Regions from separate parts of the Mus musculus genome. Here all the other regions are linked to region 1. The links are chromatin loops, found by intact Hi-C in ENCODE. Cell type or tissue: heart. All regions are shown on one strand.

Region 1 (8,000 bases):
TGACGAGGCTACGAACACAGGGCGATGGCTGAGAACGACTCGGCTCCCATCCTCTCTTTTGTCTCAACTGCGCAAGATAAAACTCTATACCACAGCCAGGTTCTGACATCTGGACCTAATTCACTCAGCTTATGCTATTAATTCACCAGAAATAGCATTTTCATAGGAACTGGGGTAAGGAGGTGGGTGGCCAGAAGCAACGGAGATCTAGGGCAAGCTGTCTGCCTCTTGCTATTTTTCGAGTGAACACTACTGGCTTTTGGGACAAGACAGTTCCTCCTACCCTAATGGGCAGTTCCTGTCCATTTGCAGGAAGCGTCCTGCCCTAAGGGGCAAGACCCATGTACCATAAATGATCCCCAGCCATTGCTCAATCCCAGCACACAGCATTTCTAGGCTTTCCCTGAAGGGCAGTCTCTGCCCTGGTTGAGATGGCCGGTGATCCCAGCAGGACTCAGCATGTCCCTACTTTTGGGGGAACCTCCCCATAGGAACTGGTTCATAGATAGACCCTCGATAGTGCTGCTGGTCCATCCTCAACGACTCTTGACCCCTGGGTTAACTGCTTGACTTGCTTAGCCCTACCATCAAGATTCCCCTTGGGAAACAATTGGCATAATTCCAAGGCAGTTACAGAAGGAAGGAACGGGCTCTCAGCGCAAAGGTAACACTGGGAGTCTTCAAAAACACACAGTAAACAAGACTAAAAATAAACACTTGGGGTGAACCACAGCTCCTCAACTGACACCTTCCTTCATTTGCATCTTCTGCCTCTAGAAAAGCCCCAGATGGGGTTGTAGTATCTATCTGTCACACACTGGTGGAATCTGTTGGGTAGTTCTGGGTGGTGGTGCAAACCACTGGTGGTCACGTGAAAGCTGGGCTTTAACTCCTCCCTTTTGGAGGGACTGCTGCTGGGTTGGGTTGTTTTTTGTTTGTTTGTTTGTTTTTTAAGCTACATTTTCTTTGTTCTCCTTCTTCTTCTTCTTCTTCTTCTTCTTCTTCTTCTTCTTCTTCTTCTTCTTCTTCTTCTTCTTCTTCTTCTTCTTCTCCTTCTTCTTCTTCTTCTTCTTCTTCTTCTTCTTCTTCCTCCTCTTTACTGATGAAAGTCCTAAGTATCAGAATGAGTAAATGTTATGCAATGGACATTGTCAGACACAGACCTATTATCTGCTCACTGATGTGGGTTGGTTAGAACTAGGAAAAGCCCGGGTGAATGCTACAGTTGCTTTAAGTGTTACTCTAAAGTTGCCCTCAAATGAAAGAGGTTTACAAAGGAGGAAAACGCAACTGTTGCTAAGGGAAACAAACAAAAAAAAAAAAAAAAAAGCTCATGTCTTCCAAATGCAGGCTTTGGTGTAGCACAAGGCTTGCTTTACTTTCAAATAAACTGTCATTGAAGCAAAAGCAAGATATGAGAAATGTGAGCCTTTCTCTTTCAACACTACCCATTGTGTTGAGATTCATAAGCAGGAAAGCTAAGAGCCCACCGTCCTCTCAAAGAAATATGAAAGTTGGTGCTTTGAAATAGAACTTATCAAACTCTGCCTGAGTGATATCTATGCTGGAATCCGACTGGATCTGCATCCCCTTCCGAAACAAGTCTTTCTTCTCAGTGGTGAGAATTACCTCACCTGGAGTTCACACTGCAAAAAGTTTCAGAAGGCTTTTCATATGAATGAAGCTGCTTTCTTCAGGGCAGATGCGGAAGCTGCCCTCCCCAGGGCTTGGGCAATCCGCTGTGGGGAAGGAAATCGCCTCCCAGGCAGTGTGGCTGCTCAGAGCTAAAGTGGCTCCCGTGTGTCCTAGGTTGTGAGTGCCTTCAGCTCCTGGTCTTCCCACAATGCAATTCCTTGACCCTGAGGATCTTCTGGATGAAGAGGATGACATTTTTGGCGAAGGTAAACCCATCTCTCTGGCAGGAGCCAGGCTGCGCTGCTCTACTGTGGGAACCTTTCAAGTGCTTTGTATGAAGGAAGATAGTTGTTCGGAGCAAGGCGATCATAATGGGGCACAAGGCAAGGCAAGGACATTGCAGTTGAGCGATTGTTCCGAAGGTTATGTTTTTAAAGGATTACAGCTAAGTAAAGATCTGCTTTAGGCCAGAAAAATAGAACGGAGATTTTATACTTTGTCCCTCATATGTGTGCTCTTTGATGACATCCAAAGGGAAGGCTGTCACAGTACTTTGTGTGTGCCAGGCCCTGGGGTAGGAACTGAATGAATGGGGCCAGAGGGCTTCTTTCTCCTGGTGACCAGCCAGCCCTCCTCTCCTCCCACCTCCCACCCCCTTCTCTTCCTAGATCCTTCTCCTCCCTCCATCCCTCCTTCTACTTGGCTGTCCCCCTCCCTTTGTTCTGTCACATTCATTTGTTACCAGGCTCTTCATTTTTCTTTTCCTTGTGTGTGTAGGGGGTCGGGGTTGAATCCTGGGCACACCCGACACCCTCTGGCATTGCTTAGCTTTCCATCTCGATTCACAGATCTTCAGTTAATCGTGCAGTTGGGCTTAGTGTTTTAAAAAGGCAGGCAGTAACCTCCAGATGTCTTATTCTAATGCTGCAACCAGATGGGTCATAGGCAAAAACCTTTCTAGAATTTGGAATTGCCTAAATGGATGGGAATTGGGACTGGGGGAACCTCAGATTTTTCATAAAATACCTTGTTTGGGTTTTTTTTTTTTTTAAGTCTGTTAAGTAGTATAAAAGGGATACTGGGAGTGAGGGGGTGTACCCTGTCTCCTAAATCTTACAAGTTCAACCAGGTAAGAATCAAGTGTGTGCACTGAGAAGCCCTGTGCTCCAGGCTATTCCTGCTATCTACGCTTACTTTGTTTTAGCCATAGAAATATTTAAAATTAGAGTTTATGAGTGTGGCCCGGGGACACATCCTTGTAATTCCAGCACTGGTGTGTGGAGACAGGAGGATCGGTAGTCAAGGGCATCCTCGGCTACATAGTACATTGAGTCCAGCCTGAGCTATGAGAGACATTGTGTCAAAAGAAAATGTAAATGACATCATACGATAATAATGCAGGCCAGGCATGGTGGCACACGCCTCTAATCTCAAGACTTAGGAGGCAAAGGTGAGGAGTTCAAGGCCAGCTTGGGCTACACAGTGTGATCTTGTTAGAAAAAAAATAAGCAAAAACAAAAGTAAGATAAGATCATGATTGGGGTTTTTATCAGTGTCTATTGGTGAGAGGGATCCCTGTTGAGCTTTGCTGCTGGTGACTCAGGCTTCCATCTGATGCTTTGCTTGACTGATGGGCACTGAGAACGGCGGGTGTCTTGAAGTCTTAGGCTTGGGCTCTCTGTTCTTTGACTTCCCCTCCTGGAGTTGGTGGTTACTTAGAAACCAGGTTAACAATTACAACTAGAAAGATTCGCCTACTTTGGATAATCGCCTACTTTGCAGCCACTTTTCCCTCCAGGTGTGACACTCTAAAATGTCCAGTCCACATTTTCCTATCCAGAGGGATTTTTCTTTGTATCTGGGTCCGGTGCCGAAGAGCGCCATCTACAGGTCAGAGCACAAGCCTGGATCAGGCATGGGCCCATCCTGAAAGGAAGGATCACAAAGCAGGGCTCCGCCAATCTGCAGACCTCCTGCTGAGCACCCATAGCTATCAAGGTCATTGTTTTAAATTATTGTTTTATATGTACGGGTTGCTTGCCTGCATCTATGTCTATGTGCCACATGCCTGACATCTGTGGAGACCAGAGGAGAGTGTCTGGTGTCCTGGGATAGGCTTAACAGACAGTTGTGAGATGTCAGTCGGTGCGGGGAATCAAACCCAGGTCCTCTAGAAGATCAGCCCATGCTCTTAACCACTTATCCCCCTCAACGCCATTATTTTATCCTCAGTGACCGGTGTCATTTCAGAGCAGCTTTAGACTTGAATTCTAGTTCTGTCTTGCACAGGTTTTGCAATGTAACTTCCGTTTCCTCAATGGCAATGTGAGATTGCAGCATCCATTTGGCTGTATAGCTTAGCTTTCATCGAAGGGTCCTAACTATTTGTCTTGCTCTTCCGTGGAGCATATTGGTTAACTTACTCCTTAGAGACCAGAGCGAATCCTTCGAGAACACCAATCAGTACGCTTTCATTGGTTTTCACAGTCATGGCTCACTGCTAGTTCATGTGGGACCTGGGTTTTAAGTAGTATCTCACTTTAAGAAGGAATGTGTAGGCTCTGCCTGGGTTTTGCCCGTTAATCTGCTTTGTGACCTCAAACAGATTGTCTAACCCCTTGTCCTCCAGTTTACTCACTTGAGAAATGGAGCACAAACCTCCTGGGACTGTGTGCAGATTACAGCCTATTCCAGGGAAGTACTTAGACTAGTACTCCGTGAACAGTAATGTACTTACTGCCGTGCTTGCAAACATACACTCATGTCATAGAATGGGGATTCTGTTTTCCCTGCCATGTAGAATTGCCGGAACATGGGCAGGTCATTGATCCTCTCTGAGCCTCATCCTGTATTGAAAGCACAAGACTTATCCATTGTCTGAGGCCTCTGTTTTGTTTTGTTTCCATTTTCCTGTTAAATTATTTCAGCTAGCATACAAAATGATGGGTTTTATTTTCACACACTTGGGTGTACTGTACTTTGCTCATACGAATCCCTCCACTCCCACTCATCCCCCACTTTGACTCTCTTTGCTGAGACATCATTTCTAAAAACCTCGGCTCTCTGCCTGACCTCACCATCAGGACATTTGCACCCGGAGTGCATGACCACCCAGGTTTCCCTGGGCTTTCTGTTCTCTGACCTGCTGGAGAAAGCAGTGCAGTCCCCACACAGTGAGTCTCTTCCCACACACAGAAGGGAACCACTCAGGAAGCTTGTTGTTAGGGCAACCCTGTTACTTTACAGCTGACACATATTTTTTTTAAAAGGAACCATCTTCCCCCTCTCACAGGTTTTGTACAGATGCAGAAAGAGCTGGAAAGGAAAAGAAAGCCAGTAGTGCTTACAAGGTGTTCGCTCACCGCCTCTCTGAGATCCTGTTTGTTCTCTGTGGTTAGAGAAAATGTTAAGGTTCACAGAGCTAAGAAGCATGGGGTGCCACTCTTGTTATTTCCAGAGAAAGGGGGAGGGAGAGAGAGAGAGAGAGAGAGAGAGAGGATGTTTACTTACACATAACACTCTAATTCTTCTTCCTCCCTCTCCCTTCCTCTCCCCTCCCTCCCTCTCTTCCCTCCCTCTTCCCCTCTCCACCCCCCACTCACACCCACAGCCTTAAGCATGCTTTCTAGACATCCACAACCTCACTGTGTCATTGGAAAACAGTTACTATCGAGTAGCCATGAACTTTTCATAGAAAAGTGGGTGATTCGATTATCAAGGCATTGAAAAATTGAAAATCCAACTGCTGGCACTATGCGCTGTTTCTTTTTGTGGTTTCACACTTATCAAATTAAAGGGAATTCATCCATGTCATTGCTAGGCAACCTTGACAGTGGTGGACACACCACTGTATGGATTGTCTTTCAGAGAAGAGACCACCAATCCTGCGGGAAGACTCAGTTCTAAGGCCGTCAGTCAGCCTGTTAGCGTGGAAATTGCACCTTAGCAGCCTCCTGGTTTGGAAGCCCCAGCCTGGCTGCTTCTGTTTTGAGAACTGCTCAGTGGCTGCGGTCCAGTGCAATGATTGGGACAGTAAAACCCCACGAGTTCACAATGTGTGTGCAAAGTATCGCTTGGACTCTTGTGTTCCCATAGCTCTTAAGATCTCACTTCAAGACCTCATCCAACTGCAAACGTTTTGCCCGCTCTCTCTGTTCCCAGAGCTGGTAGGCCACATGGTAGCAGAGGCACACACATTCATATCCTGGAGGAGCTTCTTCGGTCTCCTCAAAGAAGGCTTCTAGGTATGCCAGGGTAGGGTGGTACCCAAGGGGTACCTTCCCCTTCTCAAAGGAAGAAAGGGGAGAGGGCCTGTGTGAGGAGGGATAGGGGCTTTGATCAGAATGTAAAGTGAATACACAAATTAAGGAGGGGAATGGCTTCTATATGGAGAGGAACTAGATGCCTCTAGTGCCTAAGACTGAAGAGACTAGCAGGTGTTTGGAACAAATTCACTCATTTTTTAAAAAATAAGTATCATCTTTCCCCAGGGCAGTCAGTCTTGGCACGTGCTGTTCTTGCAGAGGACCCAGGTTCAATTCCCAGCACCCATATGATGGCTCACAACCATCTGTAGCTCCAGTACCGGGGGTTTTGACACCCTCTTCTGGCAGGCACACATGTGGTGTGTAGACAAAATACCCATATCATTAAATTAAACGTTAAAAAGAAAAAAGAAAGAAAGTTGGTCTGTGTGCTTTCCTTTCCAAAGGAAACTTTACCTCAGAGCAAAAGGCTCTCAAAATGTATCAAGAAATTGTTAATTAGGATGCAAGCTAAGCTCTGCCTCTCTATGTAGACTGTTTATAAAACTACATGTTTCCCCACATCAGGTAAAGGAGCCTAGCCCTAACACTACGTGGCACTCCAAGACTCAGAGACTGGATAGCCCAGAGACCTAAGATAGAACCAAAGATGCCCAGAAAAAAAAAAAAGTTACTGAAGTGATTCCTAGTGCTATTCTGCAATATTCATAGATTGGTGCCTACCCCATTAGCCATCAGAGAGGCTTCATCCAGCAACTGATAGAAACAGATGCAGAGACCCACAGCCACATATTAGACGGAGCTCAGAGAATCCTGCAGAAGATGGAGAGAAAGGATTGTAGGAGCTAGAAGACTCATGGACACTACAAGAAAACCCACAGAATCAGCCAACCTTGGCTCACAGGGGCTCACAGAGAGTGAATCACCAACCAGGAAGCTTGCATAGGACTGACCTAGGCCCCTCTGCACATAGGACTGACCTAGGCCCTCTGCACACATGTTACAATTGTGTAGCTTGACCTTCTTGTGGGACTCCTAACAGTGGGAGAAGGGGCTGTCTTTGATTCCTTTCTTGGCTTTTGGGACCCTTTTCCCTCATGCTGGATGATCTTATCCAGCCTTACTCCAAGGGGAGGTGCCTAGTTTTACTGCTACATGATATGCTATGCTTGGTTGCCCAAGAGGGGCAGGAGAAATGGAGGAGTGGGGAGTGGTGGCAAAGGGGAGGTGGGAGCAGGGACTGAGAGGAGAGGAGGGAGGGAAAACTGAGGTTGAGATAGAAAATTAATGATGATGACGATGATGAGCCAAGATGGCTTGTGAATTACATTTGCCCCTTGCAAAATTAAAACATGACAGGAGGGAGGAAGAGGGAAGGAAGGAAGGAAGGAAGGAAGGAAGGAAGGAAGGAAGGAAGGAAGGGAAGGAAAACTAAATTAAGATTATATATAAAAGCAATAAATCCAGGAAGCTCAGACTGGTTGAAACTTCACAGAAAAAGTAAAGGAAACAAAACACAAGCCTTGGAAGAGTGTTGGGGCGGGGTGGGGTGGGGTGCTCTATGATTATTCTACATTTCCTTTCATATAAAAGCATACGATAATTGTTACTTAACTGTATTTGATCTTTCTCAAAAATATCTGGGGTTCTCAAGTGGACCCACACGGGATTGGAAAGCAGGCAGGAAGAGGCTGTCCTAGTTTGACAGAGTAAGAAGAATTGGTAACTCTCTGCTTTCACCGTTTGCCAAGACTGTTTGGATCCGTTCGTTTCCAGCCTGGGTTCCTGGATAAACAGTTTGGATGGAAATCATTTCCCTGCTCTCTCACAGGGTCCGGAGCAGACACAGACCTCCCCACAGTTATTCATGCCTGTGTGACCTCGGCCTTGGATCACTGAACATTCCCTTCCCATGGATGTCTAGGAAGCTTTCTTTGGCTGGTGCCAGCAAGATGGTGTCACTTCAGGGACACAGACCAAAATAGCACACTGAACTAAAGCTATGCAGGCCAGAGCAGCCACCAGTCTACCCTCTGATTTATGGCCTCCAGTGACCTCACAGTGACCTATTTAGATCTGCCGATGCTAAAAGGGGGTTGA
Region 2 (8,000 bases), 98 kb before region 1:
TGTTTGCAATGTCTCTACCTCTATCTGCTGTGCTCAAGACTTTCCTGCCTTTTAATTCTTTATCTTGCAGAGAAAGTCAACCAGTTCAAGACTCCTGTCCCCTGAGGGAGAATCAACTTTTACAGATTGTCCTCTAACCTTCATCCATGCAGTGATACAAGCACACACACACTCATGCACACACTCACGTACACACACACACAAGCTGAAAGAAAAAGAGGAAGTGTCTAATGAAACTGCCCTCCTTAACTATGGTCTCCTGGAGATTCAAACCTTTGTTGGCTCCTGCCCCCTCTAGCCTTCAGCTGCTATTCTCTGGGTCTCAGCCTCTAGAGCTTCCTGCTTCCAGTCCTGACCTTTAACCTCTATCTCCCAGCTTCCTGCCCTCCAGTCTCAGCCTGCAATCTCTAGCTCCCAGCCTCTAGCCTCTTGGCTCTCGCCATCTTCATTTCAGAGGCAATCTTTTTCCATATCCTTAACACTTTCCTCTCTATATATTTTTTTCTATTTGAAATTGTCCAGGACCTTTTAAGATGAGGGCCACTGTTTTACAGGGAATGTTCACCAATTCGAAAATCACTGTGTGACAATTCATATTGTGGAATTCATACAAATGAGGTTTTGAGAAATATGCATATGTTTGGGTTTTTTTAACTTTAAAAAATGTAGCTGGGTAGTGATGGTGCACGCCTTTAATCCCAGCACTTGGGAGGCAGAGGCAGGCAGATTTCTGAGTTCAAGACCAGCCTGGTCTACAAAGTGAGTTCCAGAACAGCCAGGGCTACACAGAGAAACCCTGTCTCAGAAAAAAAAAAAAAAAAAAAGTAGAGCAAAAAGAGAAGACAAATGTACAGCAACCACCATAGGATAATGAGTGTTTATAGGATAATGAGTGTTTATAGGATAATGAGTGTTTGAGGGGTTCTGGCAATTCTCATTTTGAAGGAAAACCAAGGATTTATAGTGACTGCCTCGCTGGCTGCCATGCTGAACTTCCAAAGTCCTTCAGAACACTCATGCCTGCAATCTGCCTTCTGTCCTTTCTTTCTTCTTCTTCTTTTTCTTCTTTTCATTCCATTTTGGTTTGTTTTTATGAGACAAGGCCTAACTCTGTAGCGTTGGCTGGTCTGGCCCTTACTATGCAGCCTGGGTTGACCTAAATCTTAAGATAGTCCTCTTGCGTGAGTCTCTTGGACACCAGTATTAGACATGAACCTTTCACACCTAGCCCTGTGGTTGGTTTTCATTTGCTTAGCACAGATATTCTCTAGATCACCCATGTACATTATCATAAGCCTTACCAAGGGAAACCCAATCCTGTCTTCTCTGCATATTGTAGCTATGCAAATATCTAACAGAAGGACCCCCATCACCATGTCAATAAATGGAAGTAAAATAATGCCCCTCTTTTCTGCACACAGTAGCCTGAAATGAAAGCTTTTATGGGGTTCTGAGTGGTTTTGTTCAGTCTGTAACTTGTAAGTAACAATCATTTATAGAACTATCTTGCTGAGTAAAAGGCTTTCAAAAGTGGCTCCCTTGGGGCTGGAGAGATGGCTCGGCTGTTAAGAGCTCTGCTGGCTGCTCCTCCAGGACCAAGGTTTGACTCCCAACACCTATATGGCAGCTCAAACCATCTGTAATTCCAGTCCCAGAAGAGACAATGCTCTCTTCCACAGGCGCTATAAACGTGTGGTACACAGACCTGCATGCAGGCATAAATGGTTCATGTGTGGGCTGGGGATGTAACTGGTTCCTTTGGTAGAGTAGTTGTTAGCCTACTTATGTATAAGGTCTTGGGTTCGATCTCAGCACTGTATAAACATATTGGCTGGTATATGTCTATGATATAGCACACCAGGAAATTAAGGAAAAATCAGGCGTTAGATGTTATTCTCAGCTACATAGAGAATTCAAGGCCAGCCTGGTTACATGAAACAAACAAACAAACAAACAAACAAACTTGTTATAAACAAACAAACTTGTTATTTAGAAAAACCGAGCATCCCTGTGGCTTTTAATCCCACACAAGATGTCTACCCTTAACAATTTGTTTTCTGAACGCTGGCATTGAGGGCAAATGTAGCATCCTTTGGAAACCCAGAAGCCCATGGATTAAACCAACACCTCAAAACCCATCCCTGCTTCAGTCTCCTACAAGTCTGACTTTTGACCCCAAAGAAACACAGCTTCCCACGTGCCGGAACTCACTAAAGGACCACAGGAACTGGGGATGACTGACAGTCAAAAACCAATGTTTCCAAAGCTGGGAGGAGTTCCACAGATCACCGCCTCCCAGGCTGTCCTTCAGATGGTTTAATGTGCAGAGTCTTAAACCCAGGGTCCAGCCTTGGCTTTTATTTATTTTTAGAATAGTGAAACAGCTTTCCAGCTCAGACATTCAGGTTAAGACATAGGGACCTTTGGCTTTGACCTCCCTGGGGAGCTCGTGGGGGAGGAGGGGCGGTGAGTTTCCTCCTCTGTTCTCCTCCTTTTGTGATTTTCTTGTTCTGGGACAGCAATGCAAGGAAGACCTTCAATTCCTGATCTTTGGCCTCCGACTCTCAAGCTTGGGATGACAGGCATGTACCACCAGGCCAGGCTCATCTTGACAGTGGTCACACTGTCAGTATCCTTAGTGCCCCACCCTCCACCTGCCACCCCCACACCCCCTCCCCTGTTTTCCAGAGCATTCTTATTCAGTAGAGAATTTCTATAGAAACTTCAAGTACTGTTTCCAGGTAGGAGAAATGTAAATGCCAAGGGCATTTCTTTCCAGTTCTTTGTCTAGAACGATTCTAAAACTAAATAAATAGAAGCTTTTGAATCACCCTCTCCCTGACTGTACCTCAATCAGATCTCTGCAACTCCCACCAGCCCCAGGACACCAGGATCTGTGAATGGGGATGGCCAGGAGGCATGGAGCATGCCCTGTGCTACTTACCACCACCCCCAACACACACACACCACACTCATACACAACACACACACAAACACAAACAACACACACACACACCACACTCATACACAACACACACACAAACAACACACACACCCCACACACATACACAACACACACACAAACAACACAGACACCACACTCATACACAACACACACCATACACCACACACACATATACATACCACAAACACACACACACCACACACATACACAACACACACCATACACCACACACACATACCACAAACACACACACACCATACATACAAACACACACACATACACAACACACACCAATACACACAACACACATACACACATCACACACACATACACACACACAAAACACACACAACACACACAAACACAAACAACACACACACACCCCCCTCCCCCTTCCTGATCAAGATCTAATCTCAATGGAGATCTTACTACTAATTAAAAATTATTAGGGATACAAGTTTTTAAAAAAAGAAGTTAAACGGCCTGTGAAGAATTAATTAACATAAACGGAATATGGCAACTTTTACAGACCAGTGGCCAGTTTTATTTAAGAAATAGTGTGGAAATACAACCCAATGATGTTGAGGGAAATCTAGCAATGAATATCAAGTACAAACTCTAATTTTGTTTTCATGGTAACTACTATGAATCCTCACTGGGTTCACTTCAGCTAAAAACTGTAAAAGCTCTCTCTAGATTTAGGATTTTCCAAGGCTGTATTTCACTTTATTTTTTAAATATAAAAATATTGATGTGAGGAGCCAAGACCTCTGTGATGGTCAAGTACAAGATTCTGTAAGCGTTCTGGGTAGTGGCCACAAGGTGGCGCCACAGTGGTATTTCACAAACCTAACAAGGAGCATAGCCGTTAATGGAAATTGATGTCATCCCCAAATACATGAATGCAATATAATGGCTTCCCTGGATGCGATGGGAACTTTAGTCACAGACTTCTGCTTTCCAATGACTCTCATATGTCCATGGTGACGCAGAAATGCGAGTTTGAAAGATTCTATGATTTCCAAACCTCACAGAGAAGAGCTCTAGAGTTTTCAGAACTTTTAGACTTTCTTATTTATTATTTACTTATTCACTGTACATCCTGATTGCAGTCCCTTCTCCTCCAAGTCCCACCTCTACAAGTCCCTCCTTCCATTATCCTCCCCGCACCCCTTCTCAGAGAAGGAGAGCCTAGCTTCTGAGCAGTTTCATCCAGCAGCAGATGGACACACAGTTGCAGAAGCCCACAGCCAAACATCAGGCAGGACTTGTGGAAGAGTGGGGGGTAGGACTGAGGGATCCAGAGGGGCCGAGGACACTGCAAGAAGACCTACAAAGTCAGTTAATCTGGGCCCATGGGGTTCACAGAGTCTGAACCATCAACCAAGCAGGGACTGGACCTAGGCCCCCCTATTCTTTTGGAGCAGATGTGCAGCTTGGTCTTCATGTGGGTCTCCTAACAGTTGCACAGGGGGCTGTCTCTGCCTCTGCTGCCTGTCATTGGCTCCCCTTCCCCTAACTGGACTTCCTGGTTGGACTTCAGTGAGAGAAGATGTGCTTACTCCTGCTGAGACTGGATGCTCCAGGGCAGAGTGGTAACTTTCTGATTTTCTATTAGTGCTTGCCTGCCCATCGGTGGCTGGGTGAAACCCACTCAGCTCATACACTGGTGTCCGTTTCAGCTATGTGGTAACTCTTCACATTGGAGTAACACCGGAGAACAAATAATGTCTGACAGGGAAGTCACGCCCAGGTGACATGGTGTGGAGGGAATTTTGTGAAAGATGGGCATCTGAAGACATCTTGAGAAAGGACTTGATAGATAGCTACCAGCGGAGAAAGCGACGGAGCATCTCAAATGCTCGCACTTGAACTGGCCGCAAGGTTAGGGAGCAGAGGCAGCCGCTGTTAATAGACTGTGCACACAGAAGCCTTCCATTTGATCTCCAGCACAGAATACAACTGGGCGTGGTGTCATAACCTGAAGTTCCGGCATTGCACAGGTGGATCAGATATTCAAGGTCCCCACTTAGCTGCATAGCAAGTTTAAGAATAGCCTGAACTACATTAAGACCCTGTCTCAAAAACAAAACAATAATATAAATAGGGTAGATGTAATACGGAGGAGAACGGGAACCGAGACAAGCGTCAGAGCTTTTTTCTGCCTAGAAAGGGTCTGTGTCTTTTCCTCTAACACCACTCCAGGCCCTATGCTCTGCCCCCACACTTGACAGCTGGCTGGATTTCCTTTCCATTCGTCTCCTGAGGCAGGCTCCTTTAGTTCTTTTCCTGCACCATATGTATTTACCAAAACCAACTGTAACACCCAGGAATACACAATGAGAGTATCTTTCTCCCTAGGTTTTAAAACTTTTTCTTTTTTAAATTTTAATCCAAAATTAAAACTGGAATTAAAATTTTTGGCTAATCACAAGACAGAAAAAATAGAACTGAGGGACTGGGATCTTTAACTTCAGAGTATCTAGACTCAAATATTTATGGTCTAGAGAGGGGAAAAAATGGGATGAATCCACTACTACCAACAGACATGGACTTTGATTTTCGGGTTGCTTGCGATGCTGGCTCCATCTCTAGGTACAGAATGTTCCCAGCTTCAAGAAGACCTTATCATTTAAGACCCAGGTGCTCTCTGTGCCTTCCTTCCTCTCAGGTGTTTAGTGCCAATTAAGTCTAGCTGTGGAGCACTCACCGCCACCGCTAATGTCACAAAAATGGAACTGGAGGCTAATTTTGCTTCTCATGAATAGGTCCCTGTGGTTTCATTTCAAGCCTAATGGAAGGGACGCGCTCCAGCCTTCCCCTCTGTTGTAACTTGCTGAGGCTCACCTTCAGGAATTTCGCTTCCGTTCCGTGTGCGCTATTTCCTGTGTGGGTTTATTGTTGGCTGTTGTTTTCACATATGAGTTCCATTCTATTGTGGATACTCCGTTCTTCAGGAACTACCAGAGTGAGTGATGACTTAACTGCTCATTTTGGGACCTTTATGTTCCTAGGAAGGCCTCCTAGTCCTGCTCAACTTCACTTCCTGCTATGGTGGGCTTCCTTCCGGCTCGCCCATGTTCCCCTTCAGTGTAGGAGAGCAATACCCCAAACCTCTGTGGAAAAGTATGGAAAACATTTTGGGATGGAGTAGTCATTATTTTGCAATCAGACATTGCTGTTTGGCATCAATTTCACAGGGCTTGAAGGAAAACTGAGAATTTGGTGACAGTGAGCGAGCTAGAAGGGGTAGCGTGCCCTGTGACACCACACCGGGGTCGCAAGCACCGTCCCTTCTGAGCGCGTGGATAAGCCAGCTTTGCCTTCCACAGCCGGTCCCGTTGGGAAGGTTGTGTCATTTCAGAAGCGGGTGCGTGTGTATGTCTGTTGCCATGACAACCCAGCAGCTTTTGGTTCAGGCTTCTCAGCCAAGGCATAAATGTACTCTTGAAGTGATGCTTGTCAGAATTTGCCAGACTATTTTCCAGCACCCCTGGATTCACACAAAAGGCTTAGAAGGTTTCCAACTCCATTTAGGGGAGAGACAGGATGAAATTAGTGGTTGGCTCATAAGAGTGGCGAGGGCTGAGAAGTTCTACTCCCCTGCGGAAGGCAGCATGTTCCAGCCTGCCGTTTCAATACTTTGGGCAGTTCTGCATAATTAAAGAAAAAGCCCAAAATCAAATGCCACAAAAAAAAAAAAAAAAAAAAAAAAAAAAAAGCTAATTACCGGAACTGAGGCTTTCTGTTGAGTTCTTGTGACTCATAACTATCTCTGCATTTAATAAGGGGTCATTGTTCCTGCCCGGACTTTATTCTTATTTGGGCTTGTCAAATATGTGTAGGTACTACACCAAAGAAAGCAACTAAAAAGTCAATAGCAGGAGCCAAGAGCATAATCTCTCAGCCAACTCCATGGACTTGTCAGTTCCTGCTTTTGTCTTCATGCCCACTAACCTCGCTGAAAGGATTAAAGCCTGGTCATTTTGCAAGGAAATTATACAGGACATTCAGCGACTCTGAGACAGACTAATTAGACCTGGTGACTGCTTGGTTCTTCCATTTCTCCTCCTTTCCCACCTTCTGCTGCTCCCTACATCTCTTCCAAATGGATGCAGCAAAATACCTGTTCCCACCAGGCACTTATGAGCGGCCATCAATAGGATCCCATTACGAAGAGGGACACAAGGGGATGTGATCATGTCCCCAGGTTCACACCATGCCTGTCTCCAGGAGCATGGGTCTCCAGCTGGCTGCCATTACAGATAACTTAGGTGCGTTATCTCGTTATTCTGTTAAAGTCATTCTGAAGTCAAACAAACCCCTGATCCTTTTAATTTAATTTCTCTTAGTCATCATCTATCTCCAAGAACTGAACGCTGTGAGTCATATAGTCTCTCGAGTCCTGAGAAGAAATCTGAGCTGTGTTGAGATTTAGCCACAAACACTAGCTATTCCTTAATGGAATACATCACTTAATGTAGGTCTTCACTCCGTCCTTGGTAAAAGGAGCCACTTGGATATAAATTCTGAGTTCTGCTCCCAGTGAGAAATTTTGTTTCTTTCAGGGAATTCTGGAAACCTTAGCTCCAACTTTGCTCATGCATTTTAGCAAATTGTGTCTTTAAAAAAAAATGCTAGCATAGAGAGCATCACTCCAGAGCAATGAAACAAGTGAGTTGCCATGGAAGCTGTTCTTGGTTCATGTCCTTAGGCACACCCCTTGACCCATCTCACCCACTGGTTCATACCCTAAGCACACCCCCTTGGTCCACCTCCTCCTCTGGTTCATAGCGTAGGATCCTGGACCTGCCTCATCCCATCCCCTCATCTGTATCCCCAGCCCACAAGGTTGTTTGTTTGCTTATTTCCAACAAAGAAATAGTACGTTTCTGGTTTGAATTACTAACATCCTTAAATTCAGAATGTCTGTGTGTTGCAGAAGACAAGTCAACTCAGGGTAGGAGCTTAAACTAGATGGATTCCAAGTATCGTCTCAACATTAACTGGGATTTTTATGTGAATTGTGCCAAAG
Region 3 (8,000 bases), 50 kb before region 1:
CAGATAGTCTATTCATGTAAATAATTGTGGGGGTCAATGCTCATGTTTAGTGGAGCATTTGCTGTGGGGTCCAAGTGCTTTGAATGCATTCTTCATTCAGTCCTCTTTAAGATAAGAGTTATTATCCCACTTTATAGATAACTGGAATTTGTCTACCATATCTGAAGTAGGCATGTATGTGTAGGGGCAAACAGAGAGAGGAAATGTAGAACTTTCTTGTTCTGTCTCATAGCAGAAGGCTGCAGGCAAATGGTGGAGGAGTGGGAGTTCTCCCAGGTCTCAAGGCCCAGGCTTCTTCTATATCCTCACCATCAATTGTCCACATTTGACTTGTTTCTCATTGCCTGTCAGGGCCACTGCAGTTCCAGCTATCTTGCCTTAATTCAAACCAGCAGAGGGGAAGAGAACCAAAGAACTATGTGTTTTACACGTTTAGAACAGTTAGAAATCACAAGAACTATCCCTTATATCCTATTGGATAGAACTCCACCAGACCATTATTAGCTGTAGAAAACTACAATAGGCAGGCCCATCGACACCACCACCACCATTATCATCACCACCACCATCATCCCCATCCCCCCCATCATCACCACCACCATCACCACCACCACCATCATCCCCATCCCCCCACTACCATCATCACCACCACTATCACCACCACCACCACCATCATCACCATCACCACTACCACCATCACCACCACCATCATCAGTGATGGGGTCCAAATTCAGGGCTTTGCATATTATGTGGGTTTGTTTTTTATAGACAAGTCAAGAAAGCTATGGATTACTCATTGTTGTGATCAAATGCACAAGAACAACCTAAGACAGGAAGGACTTACATTGGCTAGGGTTTGAGGAGTATCATCCATAGTGATGGGGGAAAGGCTAGTGAAGGAAATGTGATGTCACATCTCATCCATGATCAGGGAGTAGAGAAGGATGAACGTTGACACTCAGCTTACTCTTGTCTGGGGTCTAACCCACTGCATGGTATATCCTGCACTCAGGCTGCTCCTTCCCGCCTCAGTTAGATCTTTCTGGAAACACCTTCACAGATAGCCCCAAAGGTGTTTTTTCTTTCATGATGATTTTAAATCTGGTCAAGTTGACAATGAAGATAAACCATTGTAAGCTATTTCTATCACAGGTAGCTGTCTCCACCATATTAAAATGCAGGGGATCACATTTGAAAGCTTACAGGCAGGATATATGTCTCTAGCTAACCAACTCTACGTCAGTAAATTTATTTTAAAAGATGAGGTAGTCCTGGGAAAAGATCTTCAATAATGATACCACACACACACACACACACACACACACACACACACACTTACTCACCTAGCTTTGAATGGCGGTATTTCCTACTTATTAAGACCTTGTTAGAAGCATCGAACAAACTGACTATTGCACCATTCATAAAGAGAGAAGAGGGTAATACCCTATGCAGATACTCCTGTGCCCCTCTCTGTATAAAATGAGTATAGTAGATAGTTTGTCATATGGTCTTAAAAAAATCTTTTTCTCTTGCAAGGAATGTGTGGTACATATACATTACATTCATGTGTTTGTGCACATGTGTTCCCCTGTGTGTGAGCACATGTGTGTAGAAATTTGAAGTAGAGCTTGAGAGTTTTTCTCAGTCTCTCTATACTTTGTTTATGGAGGCAGGGTCTCTAGCTGAACCTGGAGCTCACCAGTTCTGGTAAGGCTTGCCCTGGGATCCTCTGGCTCTGCCTCTGGAGTGCTGGGATTTCAGCAGGCTGCTGCAGCTGCCAAGCTTCTCACTTGGATGCTGGACATCCAAGTTCCAGCCCTCAAGAGGCCAGCACTTTATCTACTGAGCCATCTCTCCAGCACCTACAGAGGGCTTAACAAGTAGGGGACGCCTTATTCAAAGGTAGTTCTCTCTCCCCCTCCCTCCCTCCCTCCCTCCCCCTCCTTCTGTGTGTGTGTGTGTGTGTGTGTGTGTGTGTGTGTGTGTGTGTGTGTGTGTGTGTGTGTGTGTGTGAAAGAGAGAGAGAGAGAGAGAGAGAGAGAATAGATGGATGGACAGAAAGAGAAACACAGAAAGAGAGAGATTTCACTACTGAAATTCTCTTTCCATCTTTTTAGATTTTACTGAGCTACAGTTGATTATTTAGGAAGACATATTATGCGCATATACTTTGGAATTTGACTCCCAGGGTCCTGTGTGGCAGACATAGCTCCCTGGCTAACTGCAACACTAGTGGGACCAGATCCTCCTCAAGCAGTAGTAAGCATGTAGGCAGAGTAGACGGGAACCCCTCCCTCCGTGCGTCTCCCTGGCATCTGGACGCAGCAAGTGCCCACTGCTCGCCGCCACCACTCGATAATTCCTTTTGCTCCAGTAGACAGCAGAGCTCAAAGAATCTGGGTCCTGGAAGGAACAGCAACACACAAACCCATAACCTTTTATTTTTCTCTGTACAAAGCCAGACTTCAGGGCATTTTGTCTTAATTTTGTAAATGTTATTAAGTAGTGCATGAATTTTTTCATGAGTATATTTTCCTTTTATTACCAAAAAAACAAATCTTTTTTGGAAGTTAGAAACTGCTAAAGCCCTCTTAATCTTGGAAAGGGAGACATTGAGCCAAAGGCCTGGGCTGGGGCTCTTTTCACCATGTCCTGCATTCCATGGTGGAGGCTGAACCACAGGCTGGAGACAACTGTCCCGCTCCCTGCTCCAGGAATGTTGAGCGGCAAAGGAATCCCCTTCCATGCTTGGGCTTGAGCTACGAGGGAAAAAGTTCCATTTGCTGAACATTTACTGAGTGCCAGAAATGCCTCTAAGCCTCTTACAAATTCCATCTCATTGAATGATTCCAACAAGCCAATGAAGTGGCTGCTTCTGCATTCTATAGTTTACATATTACAAATCTGTGGCACAGAGCTCAAGTGACTTACCCAGGGTTGCACGATTAGTGAGCTGGATTAGTGGTGGGGGTTGGACCCTAGGCAATATGACTCAGTGTCTATGGTATTATCACAAAGTCCAAACATTCCAGAGTGTGTGACACAAAGCAAAACCGGGCAGGCCAGGGACATAGCCCAGTCGCTCTGGATGGATATGCTTCACTCCACAACCACTGCAGGGACAGTGAGGATCCAGCTAGGGTGTCTGCGGACAACAGCAGCAGAGTGACAGCCTTTCTCTGCGTTTGGTTTTATTCTTATCTATTTCCTTCCTAAAGGCAGAGGGTGTGCAGGGTAAGCAAGCATCTATGTGGGCTTTTGTGGTAGACTCCATTGTGGCTCCACTGGCAGGGAAGCTGGGAAAAATATTTGTTTGGCTGATAAGTGCTTTCTGCTTTCTCAGAAGCCACTGGGCCCCCAGGATTCAGAGAGCAGCCATTGAGAGCCTTATCCCAAGATAAAATTCTTTATAACCTTCTTGGGACGTGTCCAAATCCTACGCCCTTTTGTTCAAACAGAGCAGAGCTAAGTCAGTGCAACTCAGAGAAAAGAATTCCAACTATTTGGGAGTCAGCCCTGGTTTTGTATCTCATAGGGAGGTGGGGAAAGTTATTCCACAGGGAAGGGAAGTGGAGCTATCTGCGATAGAAGCCTGGAACAGTGAATGAATGAGGCCATTCAGAGGCCCTGGGAAAGGCTGTATGCCTGCTCTCCACACCTCTGGGCCTGGCCTCTCTCTCCCACACTGGTTGGCCCAGTGATATGCACTCTGGTGTGATTTGAAGTCAGGAGGTAGGCTAAAGTATGGAAGGAAGTGTCAGGGCAGAGGCACTGTAATGGGTCACACCTGAAATCCCAGCATATCAGAAGCTAAGGCAAGATTGTTGTGAGTTTAAGTCTAACCTATATTACATAGTCAGTACTAAGCTAGCCTGGGCTACTGAGTGAGACCCTATTTCAAGACACCATGGACTGGAAAGATGGTTTTGTCAATAAAGATGTCTGCCACCAAGTCTAATGACCTGAGTTCCATTATAGGGGACTTGCATGGTACTAGAATAGAAATGACTCTGGAAAATTGCCCTCTGATCTCTATACATGTGCCCATTCCCACAATTCATGCATACATACATACATACGTACGTAAATGTAACTTTAAAATATTAAATACAGAATTTAAAGGTACATCCATAGCATCCAGGGACTCTTGTGACCAGCTCTTAGTCCTGCTTGTACCCCTGTGTGGCAGGTGCTCTCTGTGCTCCAACAGACTTGACTCAGGTTGTGTTCCTACCACTCCTTGTTAGGCTGTACCTCATAGGTGTGAAGAGCTGATTATTTTCCTAAGTCATAACCAATAGTCACATTTTGGACATGGCAAGAGGAGAAGGGAGGGAAGACAACCACAGGCTTCGATAGACCCTTATTTTCACACACCAGGGAGGTATATAATGCTATTTTTTAAAAATCGATTTATGGGCTAATGAGGTGATTTGTCAGGCAAGAGCTCTTGCCAAGCCTGACAGCCCGAGTTCTATCCCTGGGATTCGCATGGGAGAAGAAAAGACCTAACTCCTGCAAATCATCCTTTGACCTCCACATGTGCCGTGCACTACAGCATGAGCCCACCCACATGCAAACTAAATGTATACGTGTACAGATCCATGGTCACAAAACTGTGCATATTTGGTAAATTAGAGTGCTGTCGGATTGTAATTACTACAAGCGGGTGCTTTCACTTTGGGTCAGTGTTAGTAAGAGAGAGAAGAGAAAGTAGGGCACTCCTTAGGAAACACAAACCCCTGCATGGAGGCAGAGTGGATGGGAGGGACTTCAAAGTGCTCTTAGCAGTGCTCTTAGTGTCAGTTCCAGCAGCAACAGCAAAGGCACGCTTGGGTTTCACCGATTCCTGGCGGCCAAGAAACTATTTGGGACGGGATTCCCCAAAATCTCCTCTCCAAACGTTTGTTCTCAGAGCACTTGTTGTGGGTCTGGGCTGCCTCCCCCACTTCTTCTCTCTCCTTATAGTATTGTATCAGTGGCCAAAACATGGCCTCATGCTAGACAGCAGCAGCCTGGTTTGTTGAGGTCCTACTACGTGCCAGATGCTTCAATTGCACACCTTCATTTCGTTTCTGTGATGTATCTATTTTTGCTCCCATCATAAGAGGAAGAATGGTGGCCAAGTGTGGGGGTCACTTACACAGCTGGCCCATAGCTACATGGTCATTAGAGTTGCATTATCCGATTATAAATCCTGTGTTTCTTATCTTCATGCTATATTGACAACTTGTAGTCACACTAAACTTAAGACTCTCAGAACTAAAACTCATCATATAGATGACAGATAGACCCATTCCTTTGGGTCTGGTCCAATCATGATGTAGGAATTAAAGGAGTGCAGCCACCACTGCCCACAGGGAAGTCATAAGAGCTAGCCTTTCCCTTCTCCAGCAAAGCAGAGCCTGAGGAATTCCCACACACTAGTATTAATCCTTACCCAGTCCTGCCACCTGATTACAGGAAGAAAATTCCATTCACATTAACCCTCTTGGACCTTTTCAAAACAGAAGACCCAAGTGTAAGGTAGACGCAGTTCTACCTGATGGTGTAGGCATACTGACGTAGCTTGGGAGAGACTTGGGAGTGGGCACAGTCTTTCCTATAGGATAATATACATATAGTGTGCCTTTTGAACGCATAAGAAACAAGGTCATCTATGGCCTAAAAGCCAGGGGAAATGCTGTCTCATTCCACACACATTCAGCCCTTTGTAGGTTGCTTCTTTGGGTTTTTGGTTTCCCAAAATATAGATTGTGTGGGAAAGGAGAAAACCAAAGGTCTCAGCAACATATGGATAAGGTGTAAGACAGTGGAAAAACAAGAGCTGGTTATATCTGGCTATTAACATTTAAAGTTAATCCAAGCATGCTTACACACCTGTAATTCTTAGAAAGCAAAACCAGGAAGATTGAAAATTCAAGGCCTCAGTGGGTTATAGAGCAAGAATTTTTTAAATAAAAAAATAGACAAAATGACAACAAATATGTAATTTTGAGGGTTTGTTTCTTTGTTTTGAGATAGGGCCTCTCAACATTGTCCTGGTTGTCTTGGAATTCATTGTGTGGACCAGGCTGACCTTAAACTCAGAGATTCATCTTCCTCTGCCTTCCCAGTGCTAGGATTAGAGATATGCACTACCAAGTCCAGCCATTCTGTGGGCCTTAATTACCATTTTACAATTCTAGAATCAGACAGCAATCTGAACCTCAGGTAGTTGAGCATGCTGCCTCCGTGCATGGGTGGGAAATATTTATAGCCAGAGCAAAAATGAAGTAACCAGCAGAGCCCGGAAGCGGCGAGCAGAGTCAACAGGGCTGGGTACACTCATATCTGTCTTGTGTGAACGTGGTTTTAGCATTCGGTCACATCACTTGTTCAAGGCTCATCCCCTTGTCGCAAGAGCGTGTCACACACAGTCTCCTTACACATATGTTAGGATACAGTTCATTCTGCACAGAAAAACCAGGCCAGAGTTTAGAAGAGTACAGGGCAGAAAAGATGAAGCTTCAATTCAATAAATCATTACCACCTAAAGAGTGATAGAGAATGTAGGAAGGCCAATCACACAAAAGAGCTGGTGATGGGACAGTAGTCACAAACAGGGAAATCCTTTGTAAGCACACAGATCTCTCTACAGCTGGCACTTTCCCCCAGCAGGTGTAGGTCTTGTCAGCTCCCAACCGTCACCACTCCCACTGGGACCTCCTCATGTCATCCGTCCCTGAGAGGCAGGTATTGCTATGAAATTCTTGAACCAGAAGTAACTGCAACACTTACTGGGCATTTACATGTCATCCTAGATCATTTAAAAATATTTTTCTTTACGCTTTAAAATTAATATTTTGGTTAGCATATAAAGAAATGTTTCGTTGTGACATTTAAATCCAGATATAGCATTATTCTTTGTTCTTATTGTTTCCCCATCGGCCTCCTCTTCCCCTCTCATCTCTTGTTTCTCCTTTTTTCCTCCTCCAATGAGTATCCCTCATTTTTCATAGCACATATCTCCCATCAGCCTCTCCTGCTCCCCTCTCTCCCACTTAGATGAAAAATACCAGACTCAGAAAAACAAATATTACAATTTTCTCCCATATGTGGAATTTAGATTTTTTATACAAATATTAAGATAGAGGAGGAAAGGGGAAGGCATGTAATTATGGCCAGAACATGCTGTACACATATAAAAATGTCATGATGAATCCCGGTGCACTGCACAATTGATGTATGACGAGTAGGATTTTTTTCAAAAGCAAAAGTGAATTTAGAACTCTGAAACTTGTCGACCTCTTGTTGAAAGCAAGGGAACTGGAGCTCAGAGTAAGGGCCTGACACCACAGTATGAGCTTGCAGATTAACAACAGCATCCTTGCTGTAAGCCTGAGAACCAGCCACACCTTCACTGTGCTCCCTGTAGGCCAGTACCGTGGTTCCTAAGGCATCAGTGAACTGAGAAGTTCTCTCATCCTAGCGATGAGAAGGCTGAGGCTCTGTGCTTGGTGTAGGCACATTGAGCCCTGCCTTTCCCTCACAGGCTTGTCTAAAAGTAACCGGCCAACCCCACTGTCCATAGTCATGACTGACATCCAGGGTGGTTACCCCGAACCTATTGTGCATCTCATGATTCTAGATTAGTAAATGGGGCGAGGAAGGTTACCTCTGGGGCAGTCAACGAGCATGTCTACTTTTCTTTCACACGCTGATGACTTGAGTCCTCAGAACTGAGTAAGTGGGCTCTCAAACAGCAAGAAGATTGTAAAATTCCACGGCACCCTCTCAACCTGATGATGGCTGCCCTCCCTCCAAGATGCACAGGCAGCTGTGTCTTGCTTTGTTTTTCTATTGAGTTTTTGTTTGTTTGCTTAGTTTGGTTTTTGTGGGGGAGGGATTGTTTGTTTTGTTTGTCAAAAGGGCTCTTCTTTATAGTTGCCAAATATTTATGTCCTGCCCAGTGCACAGTCCGCCAAAATTTTTCTCCCATTCTGTAAACAGCCTCCTCA

What was found. Hi-C counts contacts between places; a loop is a spot of excess contacts. Peaks named below come from ENCODE experiments on the same cell type or tissue, not always from the same donor. Only the 100,000 strongest peaks of a DNase experiment are listed, where the experiment ranks them.
Region 2: it touches region 1 in a loop (2.9-fold over the local background); 13 of 42 quality-filtered maps call a loop at or near these places.
Region 3: a loop joins it to region 1, with 2.0 times the contacts of the local background. A loop is called at or near these places in 4 of 42 quality-filtered maps.

Annotation. Positions count from the first base shown.
Region 1 is chr13:24,612,847-24,620,846 of GRCm38, forward strand. It overlaps a transcript of Ripor2 not described here. Among named protein-coding and RNA genes, the nearest start is that of Ripor2, 22 kb to the right of the region's middle. In heart, a CTCF peak has its summit at 3,528 (motif pointing left); DNase peaks (open chromatin) are centred at 385 and 7,815; H3K27ac peaks cover 4,069 bases.
Region 2 is chr13:24,515,285-24,523,284 of GRCm38, forward strand. It overlaps a transcript of Ripor2 not described here. Among named protein-coding and RNA genes, the nearest start is that of Gm22013, 33 kb to the left of the region's middle. In heart, a CTCF peak has its summit at 3,769 (motif pointing right); a DNase peak (open chromatin) is centred at 6,347; H3K27ac peaks cover 2,555 bases.
Region 3 is chr13:24,562,589-24,570,588 of GRCm38, forward strand. It overlaps a transcript of Ripor2 not described here. Among named protein-coding and RNA genes, the nearest start is that of Ripor2, 72 kb to the right of the region's middle. In heart, no CTCF peak of the experiment used is centred here; DNase peaks (open chromatin) are centred at 2,763, 3,033 and 3,483; H3K4me3 peaks cover 282 bases; H3K27ac peaks cover 4,999 bases.